Regions from separate parts of the Homo sapiens genome. Here region 1 is linked to region 2. A link is a loop called in an ENCODE intact Hi-C map of the cell type or tissue named here. Cell type or tissue: PC-9. All regions are shown on one strand. Each heading gives the region's core, and the rest is flanking DNA. Links, peaks and the distances in the headings are about the cores only.

Region 1 (16,314 bases), core at 4,464-12,463, 480 kb before region 2:
TAACAGCAATATATCTATAGTATTAAAATTTACAAATCATTGTTAGAACTGAGCAATTCATAGGTAACCAATAAGGGAGGAAAGGAATTAGAAAGCAACCAAGAAAAACAGCTGTAAGAATATGGAGATATTCTTCATATGCAATAAGGTGGCAAATTTATTCAAAAAAGCATGATAAATATAAAGGATGAGTATATTATAATATACATGTGCACATATTAAATGTTTGAAATCACAAATTATGATTTATTTTCTCAACTAAACTGTTACTATAGAATCATAAAAAGGAAGAGAATCTTGATGATTTTTCCATTAGAGTATACCATGTTAGATCTGGCAGATGACTTTTCACTTTTTATAGTGCTCCAAAAATTGGTACACTTCCCTTTGCCTTTTGGAGACATCACTGACTTTGATATTCAGAGTGGTAAAATCATGATATAAAAATTCTTGCCCATTGAAACTCAATTATCCTATTTACTTGATTTTTAGTCCCTTTCTTCATTTTCCTTATTTAGATATTAATCTCTACTAAACAACCATTACTCTATTTAAAAAATTTAAGTCTACAGCTTGAATAATCACAGCTCTATTAATATTGGATATTAGGACCTCCCCGCAATTTTTACTCCTATATGATATCAGAAATATTAGTATCTTCTTCAAGGGAAATGGGAAAATTATGTGAGTTTTAAAAGGGGTTTATATTTCTTTCTTAAATTAGTATTCAGAGTGCCCCATAATTCTGTTCTCATATAAGCATTTCTCCTGTACAATTTAAAATCTGTTTTTTGAGATTAATTTTTTAAATGAGTCTTCTTAGAACATCTTGCTTTGGAGTTTGGGAGTTAAATCCTTTCATTAAATGTTTAAAAAGAATATATATTCTGATGTCTTGGGATAGAACGTTCTATAAATGGCAGTTAGGTCAAGATGGATGAAAGTATTGTTCATGTCTTCTATATCCCTACTGATTTAAGGCTACAGTTTTTAAAGACTGATAGGGAGGGACTTGACGCCAGAATCCTGAAGGATAAAGTAAGGTAAAAAAGTGTGTAGAAAGACAGTATAGATCAGTGCTTCTCAAACTTTAATGTGCATATGACTCACCTGGGGAATTTATTAAAATTCATATTCTGCATTTTATATCAGAGATAAAAAAGAATTCTGTTTGGGCATAGAAGTTGTTTTCACCTGCCTCTGAGATACTTGCTTCTATACTAGCACAATGGCAGCATTGTTGGTTGTTCACCCCATCCCCATTCTTCTCTTTTTCCTAACAGCAACCCTTTTTTTATTTGGAGTGGCAAAATGTCACTATAAAAGGAAAAAAATCCCTCACCTTCCTAGCCTCCCTTGTAGTTAGGGTAACCATATGACAAAGATCTGGCCAATGGCATTCAAGCAGTATATTTTGCCAGTATAGTCTGCTGGTTATAGTTGGGAAAGCATTTATTTTTCCCATATGATAATCTCACTTTCCTATTTCATCTTTCTTTATTCTAATTAGATGGAAAATATGAGTCACGAGATGACAGGCAAATTATTAGAACAAAAGGATGGCAAAGAGAAAATAGTGGCCTGGGTACTGGGTCACTTCTTTGAGTAGGTGCCCCAGTCTGAACTGCCTTGCTTTTCACTTTTCTGTTCTTTTCTCTCGAGATAAATGAACTCCTCCTGCCTGTTAAAGCCACTGGCAGTCAGAGTTTCCAGTGCTTATAGCCAAATACCATTCTAACTGATGTACTCACCAATAATAATCGTAACTTCCTTTCATATGACACTTCATGGTTTCTTCATCAGCATTATGTGTGACACAAGCAAAAACAAAAACAAAAAAACTGCCAATGTATCTATTTCAAGACATCCCCAGAATTCTGTTATTAAATAGCATTGATGAGGCAGTCAGCCAGAATGTTTAAGCTGTCCTAAATTACTGCCTCCTCTGTGTTTAGGGAGTCTGCTCTTGGTCTTACAAGTCCAAAAGCAGAATATTACAAATTCACATAGAAGTGATCAGGATCTAGAGACTTGATTTATGCCATGCAGATTCACAGGGCATTTGTTTATAAAATTTGTGCTGGAAGATTACTTGTGAACTAGGGCCAAACCCTTAATTATGACTAGGGAAACCCAGAAGATAAAGTTGCATTAAAAGCCTGCTTGATGGAAACAGAAACATACAAAAGATGGCCTTACAGGGAAAAAGTTAAAGTGTTACCACAAATGTATACATGAAATGACCAATAATTTTATTTTATATTTCAAATAACTAGAATTGTACAGAGTTTAATTTTACAGCTTTAGGGCAAGGATAAACTCATTTTTATTTTTGCAGTAAAAGGTATAAATATTGAAAATTATGTAGGTTTAAAACTTTACTATGATATAGACACATTCTCAAATTAATGAATTTTACTGAGCTTTTTATATCAAACTTACTGATATTTAATGCAAAATAATAAATATTGAGATTCTTGGTTGTACATTATAAAATGCATCACAGAGCGATTTATTGATGCAAAGGAACCGTTTTGGCTCATGTAAGTGAAAAGTCTAGGAGTCACATCTTTAGGCATCGCTGGATCCAGGTGCTGAAATGATGTCATCAGGCCCAAAATGTCTCTTTATTGCTTGATTCTGCTTTCCTGAGTTGGTATCAACTAGGAGACTCTCTCTACATGCTCCATGGCAGCTCCAGGCTCACACATACTTAGTATTAAGATTTTCTCCTCTTCTTTAATATAAAGGAAATTCAGCTAGATGATCTTTAGTTCAAAATTCTGTGATATATAAATAACTCGAAATAACTGCTAACAGTTAATGAAACATCTGATTCAGTAAAGATAATGGTTATTTACAATTGAGTATTGCATATTAAAAAGTTCATTAAAGGTTTATTTTTATAGTTATTTCAAATTTGCCTTTTGCATTTTTAGTAACTATGAGTGATACAAGCAAAACTACAACCTAGCACAAGTTGAAGTATCACAAATTTCAAGTCAATTGCTACCAAATTAGATTTTAATATAATTTAGATACTAATATTAGTGTATATGTGAAAAGTGTTTGCTAATGGGAAATTTAGCCCATTAATTGTCAATCAACAGTCAAGATTTAGAAACCTCCTTTTTTACAAGAAACAAGTAGAAACTGGGATGGGAGAATAACATTAGCAATTGCAAACCTCAGTTCGTTCCATTAAAATGTTGATTGCCTTGGGAATAGATGCTGTCACAGGAGAAAAAAGTGTAAATTCAAACACTTAAGGAATAAACTCTTATAAAGTACAATGTGATTTATCAATTAATTAAATTTGAATTCCATGGAATGAAATATAAGTCAACAAGTATGACAGTTTGCTTGTTTATTATGGAAGAATCATTAATAATTTGATAATTAAATGGTCCTGAATGGTTAGCCATGTTCTCCGCATTTAAATAAATAGTATAAACATAAATGAAAATATTAAAGTAATTTCAACGTGATAGAGACCACTTATTTTTAGTTCAGGTAGAGTTCCAACCTAATGGTAATTAAGATTCCAGATCCGAAAGATGTCATGTGAATATTGCTCTGAAAAACCAAAATTAAAGCTTTCTTAAAGATGCTGTGTAGGGCTGAGAGGTTTTTCACTTGTACCAGTGAGAGCTGCATCATTAATAGTCTTCAAATTCAGCAAGTTCTGCCTCTAGAGAGCACCAGAGCAGCTACTTATGATTTGTTTCATGACTCTGAAACTATTACTCCCTCCAATGGCTCTACAAAGCCAATATAATGTGCACTTGGATACCTAGTCCCTCATGGCTACTGCACAATGCTTAGGTTGTTTATATTTGGAAGTCAGAAAAACATGTTGCTTGAAAGGCATTAAGATGCATGGGGTCACTTAAAGCTATTGACTATATTTTCATTCTCTGTTGGCACTTAGGGAAGGCATTTCCAGATAAATGTCTTCGGTATGGCTAGTCATTAGTTCTCTAATCTGTAATTTAGACACTGCTGTCAAACTAAAACATCCAGTCCTTTGTTAAGCTCTGTTTTTTATCACTTGCCCTAAGCTATGAGCAAAATGCCTACATTGACAATAACACATTTATTAAATTGCTATATCAACGTATTCACCACTCAGTCCAGCCTAGTGTTGCTATTAAACTTTAGATGTCTCTCCTATGGGCTCTCATATCACCCAATACATATCTTCACCATGTCAGTATTTACTTGCTGGGGAGGTGGCCTTACCCTACACTTGAATTTCTCAAAGCCTGTCTTAAAGACTAGTATCTTTTAAGTCTTTGGTTACATCTAAGTTCCCAGCACTTAGCAGTGTCTGGCATTTGGTAACTCTCATTGTTGAACAGATTGTTGCAAAGTTACTTGTTTTCCTTCCATGGCACCAACCTTAAAGGTTAGAATCACCATTCCAAAATTTCCTTTCCATAAATTTATGTACATCTTTTGAAACTCTGTACTTCCAGCCTTTATCATATCTGAAAATCTGACATGAAAATGTGTCAGCTCAGTTTAATTACTGCAATAGCTTCCTAACTTGAAACAATTTGCCTCCAGTTTCTCCTTCAGGTTACCAATTCTGTTCAATGCATCCAAATTCATGTTCCCTTAAACGTCTTAGATTTTTAATCCCCTAAAATCAACTTGCTGCTCTAAGAATAAAGTATTAACTTTGCACTAGTATTGAAGGCCATCTCTTCCCTTCTCACTAATTTTCAATGAAAATTTTATTTAGATAGTGAGTTGGGGGTCCCCAAGATCATACTGAGGTTCATTGATACACTTGGAATCATAGGACTCAGAAAAGCTGCTATGCTCCCAGTTGCAGATTATAGTGAGAGGATATAGATTAAAATCAGTAAATGGAAAAGGTGTGCAGGGTGAAAATCAGGAGAAACCAGGCACAAACTTCAAGATGTCCTCTCCCAGTGGAGCTGCACAGACAGCACCTAGTTCAGCAACGGTGTTTACCAACACATGCAAAGTATTGCTAATAAGCTCTCTTGAGCCTTGGTGTTCAGGGTTTTTATGAGGGTTCAGTCACATAAATATTCAGTTCCCTCATAACTGACCTTAGCTCCTGAATCTCGTTTCCCAGAGCTTAAACTGTAACAGCAAGGCCTATGGTCTCAGGCATACAAAAGCACTCTTAACAGGTAAGACATCCCAAGGACTCAAGAGATTTTCTTCCAGGAACTGGTGAAGGACAGGTCCTTTCTTTGCAATAAAAAGGATTTGAGCCTTTACTGTACAGAGAGGTCAGTCTACTCCTTATTACTCAACCACATCTTACTCCTTCTTGCCTTCCTGTCTGCCAATTTGAAGTTTTCCTAACCATCTATGGAAATCCTTACTATCCTTAGGGTCAAGCACAAGTCATCCATTTCCATGAAGATTCTCCTCCAATCTCTCCCATATTGCTATGCATAGAGGAAAATGCATCTTTGCCATGCATGGGAAGCTTTTATATATTGCCTTCAAACACCAGTTTACCGGGCATGTCATCTCTGTTACTGTCATGCAGTAAATACTCAGGAAATGAAGGATTACTAATGAGTTGTTAAGGTTTATTCTTCTTTCTTTAATGTAGAATTTCATTTGACCTAAAATTATCCTTCCAATCTTCATAGAATATTTGGTTTTAATATACAAAATTAAATATGCAAGCTCTTATCCATTCTTCATTTCAGATCTCTGGCATATTCTCATTTCTCATTTATCTTTTCACACCAAAGAAATCTAACCTTTTTATAACTTAATCACTTTGACTCTGGTTGCTCCTTTCTGTACTTTCTCTGCCTCGTGTTACTTTTAAAAATTTGATCAAATTTTTAATTTTAAAATATGTGATTAAAAACATCACATTACCTTTGCACCAGGGAAGCATACTTTCATTTACAATAAATTTCCAGTCCTGTCCAGAATTTTCATAGTTTTTCTTTTCACCAAAATTATCAGGGAATGCTATCAATTACTTCTTAGTACTTTTCCTAGGCCACAATAAATAATTTGGAGTCCATCATTCAATATCAGGATAATTGTTAGCTATCATTAATATTGACAAATTAGTATGTTCTAGGGAGTGCTAACTGCTTATCTTAATCTTGACAGTACAAGGAAGCAGGTACTCATTTTCATAGCAACTAAGACATGGTAAGATTAATATGCTAAGCTCTGCAAACTAAGTATGACTCCAGAGTCTGTGCCTTTCACTGCCATGCTACACTGGACTAGCCCAAGACCCTAATCAACAATTTCCTTTTAAAAATCATACCTCCTATGAGTGTGAATTGAAGTGTCTCTGTAATTAGCAGAATCACAATTAAAATAAAGCTTATCCAAGTCAGATTCAGAGAGCTATTTTTTAAAATAAAAATTTAAATTTTAAAATAAAAAATTTAACTTTTAACTATCATTGTGATCACTTTCAGGGCATTTATTTTAAAATGTGAAATAAGCCATAGTGCAGCATTTTCTGGCAACTTGTATCAGTTAATGAGTTTTCTAGAGTATGATTTATTATAATCATTTTGTTGATATGAGATGAAACATGATAGCTTGTGCATATTTTCATATATCAAACAGAAACATATTAGTTTCCTGCCTGTTCCCCACCCCAACACACACTAGTTTTTAATACAAGACACAATGTATTGTGTCCCTGGAGTTGTCTCCCCACCCACCCTGACTCCTGGATTCTTTTTAACGTATTTCAAATGTAATAACAATTTGGTACCATACTAATTATATGGCATTTGTAAAGCCAGTATATGTGGAAAAAAAAAAAAAACCTACATAATAGCAAAATATATGCAGTGTAATTGAACATTACCCTAAAGAGAAGAGAGAAAGCGTATCATATCCTTGTAGGGACATTGATGGGAATTTGATACCAGTTGTAGCAATGCTTGATCTGTGCCATTTCTAACAAGTAATACTCTGTAAAATAAAAGGACTTAGGCTGGGCGTGGTGGTTCATGCCTGTAATTCCAGCACTTTGGGACGCCGAAGTGGGCAGATCACGAGGTCAGGAGATCAAGACCATCCTGGCCAACATGGTGAAACCCCGTCTCTACTAAAACAAAAAAATTAGCCAGGTGTGGTGGCGCGTGCCTGTAGTCCCAGCTACTCGGGAGGCTAAGGCAGGGGAATCGCTTGAACCCAGGATGCGGAGGTTGTAGTGAGCCAAGATTGCACCACTGCACTCCAGCCTGGCGAAAGAGCAAGAAGTGTCTCAAAAATAAATAAATAAATAAATAAATAAATAAATAAATAAATAAATAAAAATTAAAGGACTTAAAAAAAAAGAAACATTAAAAAAAGAAGGAAATGAAAAGGCATAACAAAAAACTAACACAAAAATTGAGTTAAAAAAAAACTTAATGCCAAAACCAAGAAGAGGTCGGAAAGGTATCTGGAAGAACAATTCTCAGCTCCTTCATTCCCCAGATGATGCCAGTAAGTAGGAGATGGCATACTGTTAACTAATGAAAGAAATTCTCCTGGTGAAGTCCTATTTCGCCTTTATCCTTAGAATTATGCAACCTACAGACTTAGCAATCTTAAAAGAAAAAAAATAGATGGGGAAAATAATTGACTTGAATTATATTTATTTTAAAAAGACTGTTTCTAGTTGTTTTGAATGAATCCAGAACCCATAAATTATATCCCAGAATACTGAAAGAATCTGATGAAATAACACGACCTTCGACAGTAAATCTGAGTCAAGATGATTTGGTTGAGGTAGATACAGACAGATAGAAGCTTCACAAGCACAAGAATACTGTTCCCTGGCCTATCCACAGCTTTGAGCATACTGCCTGGCATGTATTAATGGCTTGATAAGTGTCCCTGACAAAATTCCAAAATCTATTTTTTTGAAGTTTGTGGACAGGTAGAAAAGAAAGCAATGGCCACTAGGAGGCAGCATCGATTTATGAAGACTAAGCACGTCTCATGGTTTCCCACTATACAGAGGAATGAAGATCACATCAAAGCATCTGACCAAATCTCACATCAATAATCCCTATAAACAGGATGGAGCATAAGTACTAGATATCTCACAATTAAATGAATTTGTCGCTAGTTTAATGGGAGCACTATGCTATTTAATGGGTATCAATCTAAATGGAGATAGCTTTACCTTATCAACATTTTTTTCAGTATTACATGTAGACAGAAAGGAATTTTTATCAAATTTGCCCATGACTTAAAACTGAGATTCACAGCCCAAGTTTTTTTAAACCCAAAATAAGTAAAATTTAATTTAATAAAATTAAATCTATATGAGGTAATGACTATACAAGTACAGAATGGAGAGGTTCCTCTTTACATGTGAAAGACCTTTGAGTTTACACTTTCAAACTCCTTGAGTCAAGAATATTCGCTGACATAGAAACAAATTTTATTGTACATTTCTTAATACTGTAAACTTACACGTACTTCCCACATAACCTCAATTCCTCATCTATTCTCTTGTAGAGATATGGTAGTCAGTGGGACAGACGCTTAAAAAGCTGACAAGACCTATATTTTTAACTTTTATACATTGGCCTTTGACTACCTGGAATAGTATTAAATAGCTGTTTACGGTTATGTCCTCAAAATCATACCAAATGTTTAAAATGCAGTCTAATGCTACTTTTTACAACCCAAGAAGATAGCTGTTATTATCCTTATCTTGAATAAGATCCTGTGTTTGAAATCAATTCTGTGGGGTTAGAGACTCATCCCAGCAGGTAAGTGCTAGGTCTTTTAATAATTCCACCACTTTCCTTCGCTGTTTAGTGACTATTCCTTTTTGCTCCATTACACAGCTGCTGAACCACAACGAGTAGGGCCCAAGAAAATTTTTAAAGCACCTTAGGTAATTGTAATGAAAACGGCCCACAATGCAGGTTTGGGAACTGCGTTAGATCATCTGAATATTTCTCATCAGGCTTCTGATAGATGCTTGATAGCAGATTTTAAGACTATACTTTCTGATAACAGGCAGTATTGTATAAAAAGCTGAAAGACCTAGTTGAATTTGAGCACTGTTACTTACTAGTGCTACCTCTTACAAGTCACTTGACCCTGCTGAGCCTCAATTTTCCCATATATAAAATGATCATTGTAAGCACTCAGCACCAGGCCTGGCACATGATATGCACTCAATAAATACTACCTACTAATTTTGAAGATGAAGGCCCAGAATATACTAACTATATTGTCAGTTAAGAGTTGCCTTACAACCCTGGCTACTAAATTGTCTGGTTCACATGCCATTACAAAGGGCCTTTACTTTCTCATTCCCATGATGAATCTCAGGTTACACGGCTGAGGAAAATGTTGACATCGTTATTCTGTATTTGCATTAAATACCATTTAAAAGTTGTTTTTATCATACTTATATCTCACATTATTACCTTAAAAATTCCGAAGGATGTTATAAAGTTGTTAAACAGGATGTTTAAGCAAATATTAGTAAAACTTTCTCTCTTGCTCTTCTGGGATCAAGATTTGTAATATTTAGCCAAAACTGTCAGCATGTGAGGCCAAGTTACCAAAGTGCTTTGACATAAAAGCAATGTTATTTTAAACTATTAGTTTAGATAGTATCTTGTCAGTTAAAAAAAAAAAAGTCCCTTTTGCAGTTAATTGCCCTTTCCAAATAACTTTAATGAAAATATCTTGCCAAGAAACATCTCTTTGATTCATTAAGCTGGGTTTAGATTGTGCCTGAGTCACAAAGCACAGAGGTAATTACAGGTTGAAATTGATTTGCGCCTCTTTATAAATAAGAACTGATTATAGAATAAATGTCTCATTAAATATAAAATATTGACACTGTATATTAATTATGTTACTACTCATGGTTGTGGCTCCCTTACAATTCTCATGCAAAAATAAATCCAATTTTAATCGGTTGTGAGAAAACAGTCCACCATGTGCTTGTATCCAGGAATAAAGAATTACATAGATTATCTGGCATATTGTCATCACATCCTCTGTAACTATTCATAAAAACAATAATTCACATTTTGGGAATGCTTTTTCCAACATCAATCAGGAAAATACAGCTTTATAAGGTGTTTCAGATTGCAAGAATACATCACATTAGAAACCCATTATCATGAGGGACAGGACTGGTTTTTATTTGTTTATGTGTAATGTGTTGATATGCCAAGTATTTTGAGAAAAGATCTGACTCTGGACTTCATTTGTACTGTTAGAATGCATTTTTCTTAGCAACTGAACAATGTGTATTCTTATTTAATTTTTGGAATTACTTTACCAATTCAAAATGCCATATACTACAATATTTCATTCACAGTCCCTAAATTTGCCTGTTTGCCTTACCCACTTTCCATCATTTTATTAATAAATTGATTATAAAACATTATACTACAAGTCAAGTACTTATGAATAGCCAATACTAGCTAACTTCTCTAATTCTCCCAGAGACAGCCCTTAACATCAACCAAATAATTCTAGAGAATAGTGCTTCTCCCCTTATAAGGCTGATTTGAGTGAAGATATTTTCCTCCCCCAAAAAGCTATTATGTTTAATAAGTATGAAGTTTAAAATATTTTAAAATATGAATGAAACCCACCTCTAAACTCTCTATAAGGATCTATTCCAGAATTTATACAAATTGTTCATTTTTTCTTATTGAACTTGTATTAAGCCAAGGGTCAGCAACTATGCCTTCAAGCCCAATCCAACCCCCACCTCCATTTTTATAAATGAAGTTTTACTGGAAGACAGCCACTATTCATTTATGTATTATCTATGGTTATTTGTAGGCCACAATAGCAGAGGTGAGTAGCTGTGACAGACCACATGGCCTTCAAAGCCTAAAAGACTATCTGGATCTTCATAGAAAAAGCTTGCCAACTACTATTTTTAAGCACTTTCATAAAAACAAAACAAATAAACTATTTAAATTTGTTTCAATTACAAGGATGTAAATATTTTTCTATGTTCTTCTCATCACAAAGACACACACTTGGGCCTATACATGAGTTGATCAGAAATTTTATGGACTAGCCTGAATATCTAAACACTACTTACATTGTTTCTTTCAATTATTTAAAAAACTGAGTTGACGTCTTCTGAAATCAGGTTTATGGATAATGAATCATGGAAAATTGCTGACAATAATAGCTAGCACTACTTCAATACAAACTTAGAGTTTATTTACTCACATTTATAAACTAACTTTAACATTAGAAATTCTCCAATTCTTAAAAATTAAAAATTGAAGACTACATGGAATCAATTTTTTTCAAATATACTGTCTGTAAAATTCAACATTAATGTGTTCATATTACTTTCATACCTAACCAATTGGGCATCAAGAGACTTTACTAATCATCTCTGTCAATTCTACCATTCCTAGTCATTCTTAATATTCAAGTTAGAATTTTGGGCCAATCTATCAAAACCTTGTTAGCATTTTTGCTTTTCTCAAGCAAACACATTTTTACCTACCCACACCTCTCAGTGCTAGGGAGCAACTTTTAGAAGCACTAGCAAACTACCACCAGTGGAATCGGATAAATGCCAATGATTCAGATAACTCCAGCAAAGATTTACCCTCCTGTGATTTTCCTAAACATCAGGGAAAGAAAACACATATATCCTGTATTACTGTTACTTGAATGCCTGATTTATATAGCACACTAATTTCTCTTTTCCACTAGTTTCCATAAATACTAAAGTATCAAAAAGTACTACTTTTTTCTAAAAGTTTTCAAAATGCCCATTATATTTTCACACTATTTAATAAAAAAAAGAAACCAAGCTACCAAACTTATATTTAGGCAAAAAAAAAGGTTTTTTTTTCAATAAAATGTAGAAATATTTTAATTTACATATTACAATGAATCAATAAGGAGTCAAAATCCAGTGACACACTCATAAAAACTCCATATATCATCCTCAGAATAATCAGTTTCTGTACAAAGATTTACAGATGTCCAAGTATGTAGTTTTTCCTCAGTGTGCTACAGAATTTAAAGGTTCTGCTCGAATATTCCCCAAATCAAGCGCAGAATCTGTTTCTTCATCGATTTCTCCAATGACTGCACTAAAAAAGTCAGAGTTAAAACAATCACATTTCTGAAATAAATTACATGTGTTTCAAAAATCTTACTAATCAAATCAAAGCACTGAGTACCATTCTTCCAAAAAATAAAACTGAGAGAGCACAGTAAAAAGAATTAAGGTAAAAAGCAAACAACATTGGCGTGAGTCAGTGAACTGCATATTTAAGTCACAAAACTCAAGAAATAATTTGAAGGCACATTATTACAGGAACCAATATTAAAGGACACATTGTACACAGTGATTGTATCATGAATCTTTAAAGGAAACAGACACACAAGGATAGACACAGTAAAAAACCCTCAAACTTCCAAACCATATTTCAATTCAATTCTAGGACTGTATTAAAAATAAATTTCACAAAATCACTCCTAAAATAATTAGCAAGTAAAAATATCAATCATTTGAGTAACTTTGATGAATTAAATCAATGATATAGACAACAGCGATTAGATTGTTTTCCTAAGTTTTCAGTTAAATCCAAAGCCAGTTCTTCATATACAAAAATAATAGTAGGAACAAGTACTTTGGTATCTAACAAATCATTTTTGACGTGATTGGCTCAGGTTAAAAGCTAGAAAATTTTTTCTTGTTCAACACTAACATAGTATCTATAACTTTAAATTCATTAATACCACGCTAGATAACCAACCCATAGCCCTCTAACTGGAAATATTCAATGTTATCACTCAGACCACAAGATGTCTATGAAATATTATTTTTAAAAAGTATTGGTTGGGTTTACATTTGTTTGGTTTTAATGAGAGTAAATTCTTTTTTTTTTTTTTTGAGATAGAGTTTCGCTCTTGTTGCACAGGCTGGAGTGCAGTGGCACGATCTTGACTCACTCCAACCTCTACTTACCAGGTTCAAGCGATTCTCATGCTTCAGCCTCCCGAGTAGCTGGGATTACAGGCGCATGCCACCACACCCGGCTAATTTTTGTATTTTTAGTAGAGACAGGGTTTCACCACGTTGGCTAGGCAGGTCTCGAACCTCTGACCTCTGGTAATTCGCCAGCCTCAGCCTCCCAAAGTGCTGGGACTACAGGTGTGAGCCACTGTGCCCGGCCAAATTCTAAAGACGAATACTAGTAATAAGGGATTTGCCAAATTTTGCTTTAAAGTATATAAAGTCTTAAATCATCTAATAAATGAAAAATATGAAACTCTGGCAGAATGAATTAAGTTTTCTCAAACTAAAGGCCTCAATTCCACTCTTAAATATTCTTAAATTTTAAATGATAATATTCAGTATCATTTAAAATCCCTATGGTAAGCAGGGAAATGCTGATACATTTTTAAAAACCAGCTCTCTGGAAAAAAAGCGGGAGACTGATTTGCTGCATTTACTAATATCCATTGTGCAAACACTCCCACCACGGCCAATTTCAAGCTACTAACAAGACATCAATTAACCAGCTTGTAAAATTCCTTAAAATATAACAATATGCTTTCATGGGCCAGTAGAAGCTGGCTCTAGCACAAGACTTTTTTCACTGAAGTTCAAGAAAAAAAAATTGTTTTAAGTAGGAGAAACCTTAAAATCAATTACTATGCACAGCTCCAATATAAACAGTGTTGTTCTGATCCAGAGACCTGGGCCCTATCTGCTCTGTCTCTCTCTCATTACTTACAGCTCACCTTGTAACTCCACCTAAAAGTCATCTCTAAAATATTTTATAAACTCTTGATTTTTGATTACAGATCAAATTATTTATTCATCTAAAGGTGATGCTAACATAAACAACTTAAATGAGTAAATTATTCCTGCACTTTTTAAGTTATTCCAGGGGACAGTTAGTCCCCTAGAATTTGTTAAATGTTCTAGCTTAAAATTGCTAATGTATCTTTTGCTTCTTTCCAACTATATTTTGATTCAGTGTAGTACTCACTAGAAAACTGATTTGGCATTCTTCTAGCCTCTATAACTATACTAATACTGGCCACATGTAACTATTAAAATTAATTACAATTAAATAAAATTTAAAATTCAGTTCCTCTGTCACATCAGCCACTTTTCTTTTTTTTTTCAAGATGGAGTTTCACTCTTTTTGCCCAGGCTGGAGTGCAAAGGCGCAACCTTGGCTCACTGCAACCTCCATCTACCAGGTTCAAGAAATTCTTCTGCCTCAGCCTCCCAAGTAGCTGGGATTACAGGCATGCACCACCACACCAGGCTAATTTTTCTATTTTAAGGAGAGACGGGGTTTCACTATGCTGGCCAGGCTGGTCTTGAACTCCTGGGCTCAGGTGATCCACCCACCTTGGCCTCTCAAAGTGCTGAGATTATAGGCATGAGCCACGGCACGTGAACCACATTAGCCACTTTTCTTTTTTATTTTTTGACACGGAGTTTTGCTCTTGTTGCCCAGGCTGGAATGCAGTGCTGCGATCTCGGCTCACTGCAACTTCCACCTCCCAGGCGAATTCTCCTGACTCAGCCTCCCGAGTAGCTGGGATTACAGGCTTGCGCCACCACGCCTGGCTAATTTTTATATTTTTAGTAAAGACGCGGTTTCACCACATTGGCCAAGTTGGTCTCGAACTCCTGACCTCAAGTGATCCACCCGCCTCCACCTCCCAAAGTGCTGGGATTACATGCTTGAACCACTGTGCCCGGCCTTTTTTTTTTTGAATTGGTGTCTCAATCTGTCACCCAGGCTGGAGTGCAGTAGGGTGATCTCGGCTCACTGCAACCTCTACCTCCTGGGTTCAAGTGATTCTCCCACCTCAGCCTCCCAAGTAGCTGGAACTACAGGCGCACGCCACCAAGCCTGGCTAATTTTTGTATTTTTAGTAGAGACAGTGTTTTGCCATGTTGGCGAGGCCGGTCTTGAACTCCTGACCTGATCCACTTGCCTCAGACTCCCAAAGTGCTGGGATTACAGGCACCATGCCTGGCCAATTACTCTTGAACTTTTATATCTGTCTGTCCCAAGTAAACTGAGGCCACAGGGACATCTTAAGTGTGTCAATGATACTAAAAAATTAAAAGAAAATGAATAACGAGTAAGTACTTATTTATAAATACACCTATGTTATTGAGCATGAATTAATATTGTTCAAATCAGAGATTTCAAAACATTTTTCAAACTTTGGCCTTGGACTCTAGAAATATGTTCCTCTAAAATTCTGGGTATTTGAAAGAACGTTTTAAGAAGTCTCTCTAATGAAGTATTTAATATAAGGCAGAGCCCTTTCTGGACTCTACCCAGGCTACTTAACTAGTAGAAAAATGGGCAAATCTCAGGTAAAAGTTTAATTTGTAGAGAGACAGCTTTGGTTGAAACCTAAAGAAGTGCTGACATAAAATGTATACATATGCCTTATTTTACACAAACATAAGAAAAGGTATATTTACGAAAGAAATGAATGCAAGATTCTATTAACTATGTATGGACAATACAGTAGGGTATTTTGGGGAAAGCCTCTTCTCCATAAAGTAAGGCAGTATCATTTATAATTTTAACAGATATATTTTACTTACACGTTGTCACCTCTTACAATGTATAATCCTAGTACCACTTGTTCTACCCCCTGTGAAGAGCTGAATACTCGTTCATGGCTTTCATCCAAAATCAAATTAATGGTCTGGTCAAAACCTTTCAGTGTTCCCTGTAAAGAAAATATTCAGGAGAAAAAGAGAAATATTCTGGTTTACCTGAAAGTGTAAATTTAACCTCACAGTCATTTTAGTTGCCAGGTATTCCAATACAAGTACCTATACGACGGCAAATAAAATGCCTTTTTTATAACCAACAGTATTCGAGGGTACACAATTTACCTCTTGGTTATTTGGCTGGGGTGGGGGGACCTGCACCACACATCTCACTCATATGTAGAGTTGACAGCAGTTGCAAAGGACACCTATGTACTAATGTGACTATCTCCAAGTAAGTAGCATAAAAGCTTATGTAGACCAGCAGCTAAAGGTATAAACTAAGACAAAGGATATTTAAGGGAAAATGATAGCCAAATATACATAAATAAGGAAGAACCATACATACCAACTACAGCAATGTAATAGTATCACTATATGCTATATGCCAGCACTAGGCAGTGTGCTAAACACACTGTACACATTTTCTCAACTCATCTCTACCCTTTGATTTAGTACTATAATTAGCCCCATTTCAAAGAAGAAACTGAGGCACAGAATGGTGTGTCTTATGATCACATGGGTAGTAAGTGGCAGAGCCAGGAGATGAA
Region 2 (16,314 bases), core at 4,239-12,238:
GGCTGTCCCCTCCCCAGAGCAGGTATGTGGGTTTCTGCAGAGAGGAGAGGAAATTCACACCCTTGTGAAATACCTTTTAAAAGCTGTTTTTAGAGAGCTTTCTTTCTTTGTAATTAGAAAAATATACATCTTATAGCAGTGTTCCAGAACTGTGATTTTAATTACTGGTTAATGTTTGAATTCTAGACCTCCAAGTAAAGTTGGTGCTGGTTCACAAAACCCCAGCTTGGATACTAAATAAATGCATTATTTTGAACAGTCCGTATCTTTGAGAAACGGAAATGTATTTTGCTTTAATCAGTGAAACTGCATTATCCCTGCTGTGATTTGTGTTGTTTCAGAGCTAGACCAGCATACAGCTGATTTCAAAGGAGGAAGTTTCCCTTTATCCATAGTTTCCAGTTATAACACTTGTAACAAGAAGAAAGGAGAGAGTGGTGCCTGGAGAAAGGTGAACACCAGTCCTCGCAGGAAGTCTGGCCGCTTCTCTTTACCCACCTGGAATAAGCCAGACCTAAGCACTGAAGGTAAAGGGCGGGGGTAGGCATGTTGCCTACCAGGAGGTGGACATACGTGATCCAGTGTCTGAAAGCAAATATGCTTTCATTTTTATCACGATGCATTTGGTAAAACAAAGTTTAAGTATTTTAATGCACATTTTCATGGAATAAACTATATAGTAGGTACATTTCCAAAAATATACAGGAGATCTCTACCTGAAAAATACCGCTTTCAAACCAGAATTCCAAAATTAATCTTTAACTTGTTAATGGTCATTTATTTATTATTTTGTTTCTCTTGGTGTTCACAATTTGTATAATCATTGCATTATTACATAATAAAATCATTGGCATATTTCTCCATTATGTCACTCCTAAGTTAATCTTACATTAAAAAAATATGTGTAGAGACATATTTGATACCCATTTAAGGCCTTTCCAGGTGAATCAGGTGTACACATTTCTTTCTTATGTATGACGTGTACCATGTGCTGGGTTTTAGTCTAGGCACTGGAAATAGAGTGGTAAAAAATATATATATTCCGGCCAGGCATGGTGGCTCATACCTGTAATCCCAGAACTGAGAGAGACCAAGACGAGTGGATAGCTTGAGGTCAGGAAGGCGAAACCCTGTATCTACTAAAAATACAAAAATTAGCTGGGCATGGTGGCGCATGCTTGTAATCCCAGCTACTCAGGAGCCTGAGGCATGAGAATTGCTTGAACCTGCGACACAGAGGTTGCAGTGAGCCGAGATCACACCACTGCACTCCAGGCTGAGTGACAGAGCAAGACTGTGTCTCAAAAAAAAAAAAAAAAAAGATCCTGCCGTCATCGAGTTTATATTCTAATAAATTGGACAGATTTCATATGATGGGACATCAAGTGAAAAATATGTAAGCTTTCATTCTAACAAAGAAGATGTAACACGTCTGTATCTTCTGGTGTTAGGCCTATTCCTTTTGGCATTGATAATAAGATAATCAGCTATTATATAAATTATAAATGTCTTTCCCAAAACAAATCCAAATTGGAATAAAAATGAAAAGAAATTTCCACCTCATGTGCACTGTGGACTTCAGATTATGTCATTCATTTTCCTCCTCTCTCAAAGTATTTGTTTTGTGAAATTTTATGCCAACTTTATAGCAGTGGGGTTTCTAAATGAGGTGCTTAAAATCTTATATTTAAAAAACATAAAGTTGCTTTTAGTTATGAGTATATTTTCATTTTTAAGCTTGTATTTTGTTAATTTTAATAAAAATTTAATGTTTTTTTAATCCTATCAATATATGCTAGGGTTCCCCAATTACCCTAAGTGCATGATAGCAAATTGTGACCCCTTTTTAAGTGACTGAATGAAAATTTACTGAATAAAATGAATTTTCTTATACTTTTAAAAAGATCAGTATTTTATATTGATAATAAGATACTGTTTTGATCTTAAGAGCTTGTTATTACTTCCCAGAGTTGTCAGAGTGTTTGATTTAGGGAGTAAGAATCACTAGACTCCAGCCCACCAATTTAGTATAGACCCCCAGATGACTTTCTGTAGCAAGGATTATACCTTTCATTTGCTCTTAGTCCTTTCAGTATGCAAGAAAGCTCCAAGACAATGATAATGATCTCCATTTACAGAGAATAAAACTGAGGTTCAGAAACCCTTGGGCACCTGCTCCAAATCACCTCTCCTGGAAATATGCGGTTCTGTAATTGTTTCTTGCAAGCCCAGTGCTATTTTCTGTAGTCCACAACACCCTGATCTTATTAGACGTGCAGTGATCTATGGGTACTCAGATAACTGGACACCCATTGAGGCTCTTCACTGTGTCATTTCTAAGTTTATTAGAATCTCTATAAAGTTTAAGACCAACTTTTTGAGCTAACTTAATTGTTGGTATATGCTTTAGAGTAGACAAACAGAATCAACAAAATGAATATGAATTTAAAGCAGTATCATGGAAGAGTCTGGATCAGAAAACTATATTACGCTTAAATGTAAAAAAAGATGAATAGACTTGAAATTATTTGTATTTTTAATAATTTTAGTTTTAGAACTATTTGATATCAAATGTTATATTCTTTGAAGCATGAACTTCTTTGACAGAATAAAACTACAAGAGTTTACACTGACTTCAAGGAAATTTCTAAAAGTTAACTTTACAAAGTATATAATTCATGAGTCAGTAGTTGGGTTAGAAACCATGACTGACATGCCTCTCGTTATTTTTATAATGGTAAATTTTTCCAATAATTACACTGTATATATGATTATTACAATGGTTGGGGTGACTTTGGTTAAAAAAAAAAAAAAAACCAACACAGGAATCCTTTTGCATGCAGATCACTATGGAAGCTTATCAAATTTGATAAAGAGACAGCCCATTTCTTTCCTGACCTAAAACAGAAAGGCCAATGATGTCAGATCCCAGGCTTTTAGGGCAGAGCCCAAGGCTGTGCGCTATGTAGTAATTAGTAGAAGCCACTAGTCAGTGCTTTGGACAATAATGACAGAAGTATGACTAAAGAAACTCGACAGTGATTTTCTTTGATCTGCTTTTAATGAGGATATATTTACTTTTCCAAAACATTCTTTAGAGAAAATTTGTGTTGACAACATTAATATTTTTAGAATTCACTCAAAAGCAACTGTTTTAATGCATTCATAACATTGAGTCTAAAATGGTTTATAAGAGTGTTTCTCAAACTTCAACCATAACCCATTGTGAGAAATACATTTTACACCATGATCTGTACACACAAGCCTCTGCATTTGTGTGTATATATAACTGATATGCATCAGTATACCTCCAGCAAGAAATACAGGCTATTTTCTCTTTTTTTAACTGTGTCATAATCTGCAGTTTAAAAAACATATGATTTTCAGCATTTAAATTCTATGACTTTTTGTACCCTGTTCATATTTTCTCTTCTGTATAATGCAAAAGCTGTTAAAAGTTAAATTTCTACAAGTACATGGCTAATGCCACATATCAAAAACTATACTTGATTACATAGTAGTGTTAGAATGCACACAAAGGTAGAGAAAGGGTGATTACCATCATCAAAAGGCAGGTATTAAAATCTTCTTTTGGTCCTTTGAGAACAAGGGCCTAAGGAACTAGGGACTTGACTAAAGAGAAGAACGGCCATCCATAAAAGTGAAATTCAGGATTCTTGACTTGAGCTTCAGGTAGTGTTAGTTGTACCGAGTTCCATCAAAATGTACTCGAGGGAGTTGGCTATTCCTTGACTTTCCCACAGTGCCTCTGCAGGAGGCTATGCCCAGAGCCTCTGTCCTGGGGAAAATCTCCTCAAATCCTGGATACTAATCCAAGAACAGTATGAAAGTACTGCAAAGTCCACAGTCTGTTTCTTTTAAATACAGAATTCAAGAGGCACAGGGATAATGATCTATTGAAAATGGTTCTCTTTTTTAACAGGTATGAAAAATAAGACTATATCACAGCTGAATTGTAACAGGAATGCTTCTCTGTCAAAACAAAAGTAAGTTCCCCTTTCAAATTTAACTCACAGCAAACAAAGATAAATCAAGTAACTTCAATTACTATTTTAAATGTTCCATGTTCTCATTTGAATGACTATTATGTTAATATGGTTTTAAAAAAGTTATATATGTCATTCAAATGCTGATATTAAACTGAAATCTAATGGTGTCTTTGGATAACGTCTAAATTGTTCGTTAAGATTAATATAATGCAATATGAAGACTATTTTGCTTGTAATTTGTTGAATAAGGTTAGAAATATTATAGGTTTCATTTGATCAAATTTTGTTTATGCATTTGTGAACTTTTAGATAGTCATTAGATGACTTTTCCACAGATTTACAGAAACAGTATGACTTTTTTCTTTTTTTTGGAGACAGAGTCTTGCTCTCTTGCCCAGGCTGGAGTGCAGTGGCATGATCTCGGTTCACTGCAACCTCCACCTCCAGGTTCAAGCAATTCTCCTGCCTCAGCCTCTTGTGTGGCTGGGATTACAGGTGCCTGCCACCGTGCCTGGCTAATTTTTGTATTTTTAGTAGAGACGGCGTTTCACCATGTTGGCCTGGCTGGTTTCGAACTCCTGACCTTGTGATCCATCTGCCTAGGCCTCCCAAAGTGCTGGGATTACAGGCGTGATTTTTAAGTGCTATAAATTTACAGTGATAATTTATTATATTGTTCCTAAGAAATAGACTATTTCAGCTTACAAATATCAAGGTATAAAGGATGATTTGGACAATTATAGAAATGTTTAGGCAGTTTGTAAATAGGTCCCCATGATAGCCCAATAAATTGTGTGCCCTGTCACTTGGCATGTAACATTTAGGATCATGTCCGCTGGTTTGCAGCATTACAGAAGAGGGGAGGGTAAAGAGAGAGAAGGGAGATGAAGGAAACTGCATGGCACGCTATTTTCTGCCAGGACCGCAGCTAGATCCATGACCTGCAACAGCCTGTATCATTTTTCCAGCAACCCTAGGATGTACACATAAGGGTTATTTACAGAAAAGGGAACCCAGGAACTGAGGTGTTAAGAAAACCTGGTGCATGGTCATATTGCTAGCTAGCAATAGAGCCAAGTTTGAAATCCGTGTTTGTCCCATTTTATCACATTGTCCCCTATGCCACAGTGTTTAGCATCCTATCTGGCCTGGGAGACAAGAAACGGCAAGAATAAGGAGCTTGGAATATTGTACATCAAAGTGAAGTTCTTTGTGAAACAAAATTTTATCCTCTCAAGAATTTTGAGTAGGAGTTACCAAAATCCTGTGGAAATTTCTTGCATTAAATGACATTTATGAAATACTTTAAAGGCTATTAAAAACATTTTCCCTACCCCACACCAAATCCCAAAAAAGGTACAGTGTCTAGATTTCCAAATTGGGAATTGTTCTCACTTTGAAAAACGTTTTTCTGAACTTTGTGTTAGGTCTTTAGAGAATGATCTATCACTGACGTTGAATTTGGATCAGAGACTCTCTCTGGGTTCAGATGACGAAGCAGATCTTGTCAAGGAACTTCAGAGCATGTGCTCCAGCAAGTCTGAGTCTGATATCAGCAAGGTGAGCAGTACAAATGGGGGGCATTGAATGGCTCTACTCAACAGCTGGGAGACTTTTGGGGGACCACAATTCCCTAAAAGAAATTCCTTATTGATAGTATGGTTAATGATCCAAATCAAACCATCCCTCACCTTGCTTAGAAAGGCCGTTTCTTCCTAAATATCATTTATACAATAAAGGAGCTCTACTTTGTGAAGCCTGCTTTTCCAAACTCCTCCAAGACCTGAAGTTAAAATTGTATGTTAATTGCATTAGTACAAGTCACATCAATTCATTTGGGCAGCTTTTCTTTTTTATTTTTGGAGATGGAGTTTCGCTCTTGTCGCCCAGACTGGAGTGCAGTGGCGGGATCTTGGCTCACTGCAAGCTCCGCCTCCCGGGTTCAAGCAGTTCTCCCTGCCTCAGCCTCCCAAGTAGCTGGGATTACAGGTGTGTCCCCCACAACGCCTGGCTAATTTTTGGACTTTTTAGTAGAGACAGGGTTTCGCCATGTTGGTCAGGCTGGTCTTGAACTCCTGACCTCAGGTGACCTGCCCGCCTCAGCCTCCCAAAATGCTGGGATTACAAGCGTGAGCCACTGTACCCAGCCTGGGCAGCTTTTTATATAAGCCTAAATTTGAGTTTCCTCAGATATTTTTCCTTTCCACATTCCTAACTTTGGCATATCAGTCATCTATCAGTAAGAAAATTATAACAAGCATCACAGCAGACTTATGTTATAGACCAAGCAACAACTTTCTTTGCAAATGAGAAAAAGAATTAGCTTGTATAATGCATATCATCATAATCTCTAAGCTGTGAAATTTGAGACCAAATATGGAAAACAGTGACCTGAAATCTCACAGAAAACATGGACAGCATCAAGTTCAACCTGTTTTGGCACTCTAGTATCTGCAGCAGGTTTCACCGAGCTGCCTTGATAGATGCCTTATGAGTGGCTGTAACGTTCAGCTTCCCCTGAGACACTCAACTGTATTATTTGAATCGTCATAATATCTACGACAAAGTAGAATTCACTCTTATTTAACTTTGTTGGAAACAAAGTATATATCCACTGGAAAAGTAAGGTAATGATTAAAATCTTGCAAATTTTATATCCTTTCTTTACTTGCAAAGTGCCTTTTTTTTCCCTAGAGAGTTCTTCTGGTCTTCTTTTGACGTTTTAAGTGGATTCTTTTTCCTTAGAGGATGTTTCTCATGCATTTGCTGTCAGTTTTACATTAAGACTTGAAGTCTTTCTTTCATGTGAACAGTTCAGGACTTGAGGGGCAGGGAAGAGGATAAGAGTAACACTTCTGCTGTGATTTCTCCACCATTTAGCTGTGCCTTGAGTATGCACAGTGTGACTGTGGAGACATGACCGGGCAAATTCTGTATTTTCTAGATTGCTGATTCCAGGGATGATTTAAGGATGTTTGATAGTTCTGGAAACAACCCTGTACTTTCAGCAACTATTAATAATCTGAGAATGCCAGTGTCACAAAAGGTAAGTGTCCCTTTCTCCCCAAAGTGAACAAAGGATGATTGCTGTGGAATTGACTTCACAAATCATCTTTCAGTGTGAATCACAGAGTTATTTTTTTAAACCAAAGCTAAGAACTGAGAAATAGGATAAAGGTAAAAGTGTTCATTAGGTTTTAGAAAGAGTACTTATAGAATATTTTGGAAAAAAATGACATAGGAAAGCATTACTTTTTTCCCTTCAATTTGATTCCAAAATTTTGGGTGTCTGTTGAGATCTCCATGTTTTTTTTTTTTTCATTTTATATGACAAAACTAGAAATATTGTAGTTCTGCCTTATCCTCAGGTGATGCCTGAAATCTAAGATAGTACCAAAGTTTATATACACTATATTCCTTCAATCCGATAACCTAGAGGGCTACTAAGTGGTCAGTGTGTGGGTAATGTAGACAGAATGAATAAGTTGATTCACATCCAGGGCAGAACAGAGTAGGATGGTGCAAGATTTCATCATGCTACTTAGAATGGCCTGCAAATTTATGAATTGTGTATTTCCAGATCACAGAAAACAAAATTGTGGATGCGGGGGTACTAAGGTAACAAAACTGTCATCTTGGTTGTTCCTAAGGTTTCCTGCATTTTAGAAAATTAGAGTTAATTATAACAAAACAAAGCACTGAGTGATAACATAAAGGTCTTATACATTGCAAAAAAAAAAAATCTCAATTTTATTTCATCCTGACTTTCCATAACATGCATTACATTTCAATGAGACTTTAAAAATAAGTCTGAATGGCAACTAGAAGAACCAGGATTCCAGTAGACTTCCTTAACCTTTTGAAATAGCTTCCATGACTACAGCACTGCACCATTATCAGTTGGTTAATAAATGGCAAGAGCTGGCACAGCATGGTATTCCTGGGTGAGCAGAAACAATGAGAAATGTCTCACTCATTAGTTGTGAGGATGCAGACTTCACAGAAGCACTTTGTAATATATGGTTTGTTCACCAAACCATGTTGATTGATTGTAAGCCACCTTGGGAGTAGATGAGAACGGCAAAGACCTGTGTGTGGGTGGGAAGGTGGGGCGCAGAGAGCAGGATTATAAAGTAAGCATGGTGAGACTATTAAGTTATTAAGCTTTATCTGATCACCTAGCGGCACTGGGCCCCACAGCCCCGCTCCCTCACTGCTTCATTAAGTTTTGATCCTGGCTATTACATGTGGAACTATGTGAGCTGCATGCATTGGGAGAGCAGGTATGGGAGTGGGAATTTACACGGCTGGGGGCTCTAATACAAAATATTTAACATGATGTCCTGTGAAGAAAAGCATGGCTTTCAAGCTCACTCTATCATAATGTCTGCCTTTTTTTGTTCAACTGGGAACAATTTAGAAGCCCAGCAAAATTTGGAGGATGACCTAAGAAGGTGACCTGGAGTCAGCACTGAGCCTTCTGGTTGGAAAACAGTCTAGGGCCCATCCCTTTGCTATCTTTAAAGCCTCAACTCACTCCCCCTGTATTTATTGGCTTGCTCTGAGCTGTGCTTGACTGGACGCCAGTCTCTAGGACCCAAGAATTTAGGATTCCTTGTGGAACATCGTCAGTGGAAGGGGCCAGGAGGATCTTAGCAAGAGGAACAGTGAACCACCTTCCCCATAAGCCCAAATCACTTTCTTGTGTAAAAATAGAGAATGGCTGCTGCTTAAATGTCTAATAAAGAAACAAACATTGTCATACCCCTATTTCTCTGTCACATGACCATATTGAGTTGCTACAATAAGGTACTGTCCACAAAAAAAAAGTAGTACTGAAAGTCAAAGTTCTGGGCAGCTTTGTTTAAGATATTTTTTAAAGCGAGTCCTTTTATACTATCTGGGCTCTTATACAAAGAAAAAAAAACTATGTTATTGTTTAAATGTGCAATTTGATGTGGGAATTAGGACCGCTGCCTCCTAGTCTTCTCTCCCTTTGCCCACTGAAGACACTTATTTGGAGGGACTCTTCCCCAAGAGCTAGATGATGTTTTTCTCAGAAAGTGCCAGCAGAGGGCAAAGTGGTACTTACTGTTGGCAGCCTTCTGAAACCTTGACTGGCTGATGCCTTTTCTCTTCTCCTACTCAGCTGGTATTTCTGGGTTAGATGCCCAGTTTCTTCTGTTATCAGGAAGTATCTCCATTTAGAGGTAAGAGTTTCCTGGGTTAGTTGAAATCACTTTCTCCTTCATGGCCAGAAGGCTGGCAATGCCTCCATTGAAGAGGGGCCCTGCAACCATCATTATCTGTTGGAAAACAAAAATGAGTAAGTTATCTTTATTATTTGCAACAATATAACTCCTCACTGCTCTAACAGTAAGGGAGAGTAATTGGGTTTACTAATCAAGTGGCATTTAGCAGGCCTTCTGAATTAAAAACAAATATACATATTTAAATCAACAGGAAGAACAAATGTTAATAAATGTTTTCCTTTTATGTAAATCCAAACTAATCCTCTGAAAGGACAAGTTCACATCTTTGGTTGCATGATGAAATCCACTTGAGGCTTCTTTTTTTTTTTTTTTTTTAACTTCAGGGCCTGGACTCTAGTCTGAGGGGAAGCCTGGACAATGGGTTTTTTAAAGGTCCCTGGTGATTCTTACATGCATCCAGGGTTGAGACCCACTGTTCTAAAACATAGCCCTGATCTGTCATCTTCATTTTCCACCCATTTCTTTCTTTCCAAATATATCTTTAGAGGGATTGAGATGCCTTCATGTAGCTTTTCACATGTTCCTTTTTTACATGTAATTTACTACTTCCCTCTGTACTCCTCCCCATAGAACCTTCTCTCGTCACAGTCCTGTGCCTCTTTAAAGACTCACCCCCAATGCCACCTTCCCTACATGTTGTTCTTTTCCTCCTGCCCCTAACTTTCCCATCTAGAGGAATTACAATATCTTCTTAGCTTCTAGTAGATGCTGTGTATTGAATGAATTGCTCTGATTTACCAATTCTTTAAGGCTAAATAAAACTTACTTTAGGTCAGTGCCTTTCTACACAAATTAGTTTTTGAGTTTAACATGCACAGCAATATGGATAGTAAACGTTATACATTTAATACAGATAATTCGGGGGTTTTAGCCCAGGAAGCATTAAACACCTGTAACTCTCCTGCTCCTAAACTCCGCTGCCCCCTAGGCTTGACTTCCAGGGTGTCAGGAGCACTTTTCAGGCAGGATGCTGTGCATTGGTCACCTGCTCTATTCTTGCACTCCTGGCCTTGAATTGCTGTGGCTCACGCTAAGCCCAAGTGATTCTCCATGTTCTCATCCTAACTCCTTCCATTCTAGCCTCACACTTCCAGGGACTGACCAAACTACATGTTTTTAGTTGTTCTGGGTACTTCTCAGTACTTTATTTCATGTGGATATTTCCTGCCTCAGACCATGAAGGTACACTCCCCTCACCATCATGTTGCAGGTACAGAAACAGACTAGAACAGTGTATGTCTCCTTTCCTTCCTCTGGGCCATGGCATTAATTAACTCTGTAGATTTGACAATAATGGCAAAATTAAACAACTCCCCTCACCACCAGATTCTGTATAGCAACTAACTGTTATCCTTATTATAATGCCATATTTCATGTTTTCTGAATACTACGTATGTGTTGCATTTGCTGGTGTTTTAAACCAAATTACAAGTTCTAATTGGCCTTAGTAGGCCCATGACCAAGTCCCATTTTGCGGACTTAACAGTAATTTCTTGTTAGGAAAAATGAGATTGGATCCTGGTACCTGCACTGTTTTTACAGTTGTGACTATCACCATCCAACTCATGACAAGCAATGTAACTTCTCATTTTCTTTCTGGTAACTTGACAGCATAAGCATCTTTACAAAACAAAAGCAGAACATACTAAGCAGATTCGCCCTTAACATACCATCAAGTACACATGGAGGTGACGAGGATGGACTAGGATGTGTTCCCTCACCAGATGTAGCTCAGCCTTTTTCCAGGCTTCCTCGGACGTAGTTAAAACCGAGCCCATCTGTTTTTTGTTTTATCAGGAAGCTCTTGCCTTTCTAAGCTAGCTTCTTGCAGTCTAGACTTCTCTTTCCTTTCCCTGTAAATGCAGGTGGCCTGGACCCCAGATTTGTCCCCTCTTTATTCTCCATTACATATTTGTTGTTTCAGTGTTTTTATATTTTCCCAAACCACTAGCCAAGTATATATTAGAGTTACATTGCTGTTCCACTTAAGATTAGCTGAGTCTGAAAATCTGACCCCAAGAGATTTCACTTTGGTGATTTAGGGGTAGTTTAATGAACATGTTGTGTTGGGCTTTAAAGAATTAGGACTTTAACAGGGAAGTAAAGGAAAAATAGGATTTAAAGGGGATTGGAGCCAAACTTTAAAAGAACTTTAGTGACATGCCAGTTAGTGAGGACTTATCCTTTACCTTCCTATTCACACAAACACAGCCATAATTCTCTGCCCATTTTGTGGGTAACATTGGATTAGGTTGGTGAGGAGAGAGAGAAAGGCAGCTGCTAAAGATAACTGAGGATTTCCTGCTAAATTCACTGGGAGAGCAGCATTAGCCAGTAATGAGCCAAGCGGAAAGGCTTTAGAAATTAGTATTGAAGAAATGCAATAAATACAGTTTTAGAAAGAATTTGAAGTGTGGCTAGACATATAGGTGAATTAGTGGGGTGGAAATGCAGGAGATAAATGAGGGCTAAAGAAAGAACTTTGGGAAATACTTAGAGCTTGAAATACTCTGAAGGGAAAGATTATCAATGTGTGACTTATAGAGGGCTAAGAAAAATGCTACCATTTAGGACAGCAGTCCCCAGCCATTTTGGCACTGGAGACTGGTTTCGTGGAAGACAATTTTTCCACGGACCTGGGTAGTTTCCGGATGAAACTGTTCCATCTCAGATCTTTAGGCATTAGATTCTCGCAAGGACTGGGCAACCTAGACCCCTCACTTGCACAATTCACAAGAGGGTTTGTACTACTATGAGAATCTAATGCTGCTGATCTGACAGGAGGCGGAGCTCAGGTGGTAATACTGGCTCGCCCCCGCTCACGTCCTGCTGTGCTGCCCAGTTATTAATAGGCCATGGACTGGTCCACAGCCTGTGGCTTGGGGACCCTTGATTTAATTGCTCAATGGAGAAAAAGGATAGTGAGGAGTTAAGCTAGGCGTTCTTTGGCCGCAAGATTTTTTAAAATCGTATGTCCATGCCACACCCCAGAACTATTAAATATGAATCTCTGGTAATAGGGCCCAGCCAATGACTATTAAAGCTCCCCCAGGTGATTCCAATGTCATATAAGACGATACCCAGGAGAATGCAACTGCCGCAACTGCCAGATGAAGCCAGATTTTTCCTGTTAAATTTTAGTTTTGTTTTAAATTCTTGTAATGGTTATATTGCTGTTGGGTGCATTATTACTTTTGAAGAGGAGAAGTTATCAAGGTCAACTCCTTCAGAGGCATTCAGAGTAGGTCACTTAGTAGGAGTCATGTCATGTTTGTTAGTTTGCAGAATTTAATGCAATATAGGGAAAATACCTTGAGTGAAAGTTGGGAGACCTGAGGTCTTGTCCCAGCTTCACCACTCCGTTCACTGTGGGCAAATCATCTTACCTATCCAGCTCTCAGATTCTTCATGGGCAAAATGAGAGACATTGACCAGGTAATCACAGGATTTCTGAAACATTAGAGAAATGAGAACATGCAGCTTCCAAGTATGGAAGATCTTGAGTGGCCTAACCATAGATGAATGTAGGTTCTGCTAGGGAAGGAATGTTTCTCTTATGTTTTCTCCTATATGCCCCCAGATTATTTGATTATTGAGTAATAGTTCACTTTTAAGACTTGAAAGTAGAAAGCAGAAAAGTTAGGTGATTTACCCAAGGTGACATAGTTTGTAGAGCTACCTACAAATGGGACTACTCCAATTTGGTGATTTCCTCATGCCTGTAATTTTGTGAAGTTTCTGTTGGTAAGGAGATCGACGCCTTAGCACTTGATTCACTGACTCCTGTATTTAGGAATTTTGTAACAGCAGATGGATTAATGAAAATCATGCAGTAAGTCTATAGGAAATTAATTACTCAGCTTCTCCTCTCCATTTTCTTTTGATTTTTCACGAGAACCTATAGTTTTAGAGAGAAACTCCTGTACATTTGCTCAAAGAGGAGGCAGGGGTAGGGCTCATAACAGGAGAAGTTTGTGATAAACTTGTGTGGTTTCTTGTCTCTTACAGGAGGTCAGTCCTCTCAGCAGCCATCAAACTACTGAATGCAGCAACAGTAAATCAAAGACTGAGTTGGGTGTTTCAAGAGTTAAATCTTTTCTTCCTGTTCCTAGAAGTAAAGTCACCCAGTGTTCCCAGAACACCAAAAGAAGCAGCAGCAGCAGTAATACAAGGCAAATAGAAATCAACAACAACTCAAAAGAAGTGAATTGGAACTTACACAAAAATGAACACCTAGAAAAACCTAACAAATAGGCCTGCCTACAATATTCTCATTATTAACTTCCTCTATTTCACACAGAAACCAAGGACAACAAGATACAAATACCTTTAAATTGATAAAATGTTTTCACTGTAATATAAATTATGAGTGCGGGACCACTATTCAATTTTTTTTTGTAAAGAATGTATTTATAACCAACATTTTGTTGCTTTTTTTTTTAATTCTGTAGGATTGAACTTCAATACCAGGAAGTTATGCCAACTTTTCAAGTAGTTTTATAATAGAAAAATTGTAATAGTTTTAATCAAGATGTTCAGGGGTATTAAAACAGAACTGTGTACTGTATATCTGTATATATGTATATATGTATGTATATTTAAGGAAGTCCAGAAATCATACTGCATACATGCTACAAAAAAGTAGCAAAAAAGTACAAAGTTGGCTTAGATAACTTGTACCGTTTTAAATGGAGATCATAATTTTATGTTCACTTGATGGGGAATGACTAGAATGGGGCAATAACAAATCATTTCTAAACAGTTATTTTCCATTAAAAGCCATATTAAGTATTTTGCTTGTTAAATTCTAGTTTTATGTTTTAAATCTCTTAGTGGTTACATTGCCATTTGGTAGCATCATGTATATATTTATGCTTATAAGTTTGCATTATGACTCCTGTAAAATATGAAATTATAATGCAATAAAAGTGTTATCTTTCTTACAAAAGTTTTGTACCTAAGTGGATATAGATAACTGCATAAATGAATAAATTCAGAATTAACTCCTTCAATATTTCTAGTAGCACAACTGATAATATTGATATTTTCTACAAATGTTACTTCTAAAATTACAGACAAAATTACTTACACAATTCAGTTAAGATGCTTTGACACTGAATAAAATATTGATTTCATGAAATCATTTTGCTGTACTTTTTATCTATAGCTCTTTGTAGTCTCTGTAACAGATAATTTGTGTTCAATTTATCAATGCTCATAAAACTTGCCCTCCCATGTTAGTATTTCACTAGCTGTTCACAACAAGACTCAACCCTAATTAGAAACATCTTAAATACTTAAATGGAGCACCAGGAATTGGGTGCTCAGAGTTAAAACACCTTCCTTTTTTTTCATAAATACCAAAGAAGTATGATTTTGTACCAAGAATCATTTACTTGTCCAAAGTCATTGAAAGCCTTTTTTTCGCCAGAATGGTTATTTACAATGAAGTGTACATACCTGCATTGTATTGCTGTTACAAAACTGCACATACCTTAAAAATAACAATATGTAGTAAAGATTATGTCACTGATCTTGAGAACAAAACTGAATGCTGTCAAAATCATAGATCATATCTAGATTCAGGTGGCTCTAATGTGGTTTTTTTCCTGCTCACATACACCTGCTTAGATTATATCTAATTTGATTTGTTAGTGATAAGGCATTGTGTTTTATATTAGCAGCTTTTCTGAAGATAAAGATCCCATTAGTGTACTCAAGGACTAGAGGTGAGAAAACAAAACCATTTTTGGAATACATTATTAAGATGACTTGTAGTAATTGATCCATGTGACTGTCAGTAACATTCAACAAATGCACTTTTTGTAATTGAGGGCAGACTGCAAGATGTCTAAAAAGGACATTTAGAACACGGCTTTCAAATACAGGTATAATACCAGTGGGTCATTATAGCAATTTAGTGAGTTACAACTAGCATTAAAAATTAGAAAATGTCAGAGTCATCTTTTATTGTCTCACAGTCAATACAAGAACTGTTGGTGAGACTTTTGTTTCTATCGTGGATGTAGGAATGTATGTATATGTGACACAAAATATAACTGGGTCATGGTCAAATATCTTTGAGAGTCAATACCCTATCATGGCACCTAGTGTTGGCAGTTCTTAACTGCATTACTTAAGTGGAGGCTGCATTGAGGGGTCATATAGTCTTTGGTGGTAAACAGCCTTGGGGATGAATTAAGCACTGCCATTTATTAGCTGTGTGGCATGAGACAAGTTAATCTTTTTTTTTTTTTTTTTTTTTTTTTTAAGATGGAGTCTCTGTCACCCAGCTGGAGTGCAGTGGTGCAATATCAGCTCACTGCAACCTCCACCTCCCAGATTCAAGCGATTCTCCAGCCTCAACCTCCAAGTAGCTGAGATTGCAGGCATGCACCACCACGCTCAGCTAATTTTTTATTTTTAGTAGAGACGGGGTTTCACCATGTTGGCCAGGCTGGTCTTGGACTCCTGACCTCAAGTGATCCACCTGCTTCGGCCTCCCAAAGTGCTGGGATTAATTACAAGCATGAGCCACTGTGCCTGGCACATCTTTTCTATTACGTTTTCTCTGTAGTTAAAAAAACCTACAGGTTGTCCATGAGTGTTAGATAACGCAGTAAAGCCTTCCTAGTTGCCTCACACATTCATAAAATAAGTAATCAATATCTCAGAACTTTTTATGGTATTCTATATGAAGCAAATTTTAAGGATCAGAAGTTGGAGCAATACAATAACAGTAGGAGACTTCAATATCCCGCTTTCAACAATGGACAGATCATCCAATCGATATGGAAATATTGAACTTAAACTACACTTTAGACCAAATGGACATAGGTATATACAGAACATTTCTTCCAACAGCAGAATATATTCTTCTCAAGCACACACAGAACATTCTCCAGGATAGGTCATTATTAAGCCACAAAACAAGACTTAGCTTTAAGAAGATTGAAATCATATCAAATATCTTTTCTGACCTATGGTATGAAATTAGAAATCAATAAGAAATTTCAGAAAATTCAATAATA

The links. Peaks named below come from ENCODE experiments on the same cell type or tissue, not always from the same donor. Only the 100,000 strongest peaks of a DNase experiment are listed, where the experiment ranks them.
Region 1: a loop joins it to region 2, with 3 times the contacts of the local background. A loop is called at or near these places in 1 of 110 quality-filtered maps.

What each region holds. Positions count from the first base shown.
Region 1 is chr7:118,187,684-118,203,997 of GRCh38, reverse strand. It overlaps LSM8 (LSM8 homolog, U6 small nuclear RNA associated), which reads right to left. Exons shown (of 4, transcript NM_016200.5): 3 at 15,593-15,720; 4 at 1-12,086. The coding sequence ends at 11,996. Among named protein-coding and RNA genes, the nearest start is that of LSM8, 12 kb to the right of the region's middle. RefSeq lists an enhancer at 7,911-7,970 and a silencer at 12,925-13,140. In PC-9, for the core only: CTCF peaks have their summits at 7,719 and 7,926 (motif pointing right); a DNase peak (open chromatin) is centred at 7,897.
Region 2 is chr7:117,708,760-117,725,073 of GRCh38, reverse strand. CTTNBP2 (cortactin binding protein 2) reads left to right here. Exons shown (of 23, transcript NM_033427.3): 18 at 1-22; 19 at 342-527; 20 at 3,944-4,007; 21 at 5,438-5,570; 22 at 6,955-7,056; 23 at 13,292-14,423. The coding sequence ends at 13,537. LOC105375469 (a long non-coding RNA gene) reads right to left here and starts at 9,191. Exons shown (of 3, transcript XR_927902.3): 1 at 9,103-9,191. RefSeq lists a silencer at 10,867-11,392. In PC-9, for the core only: a CTCF peak has its summit at 9,063 (motif pointing right); a DNase peak (open chromatin) is centred at 9,123.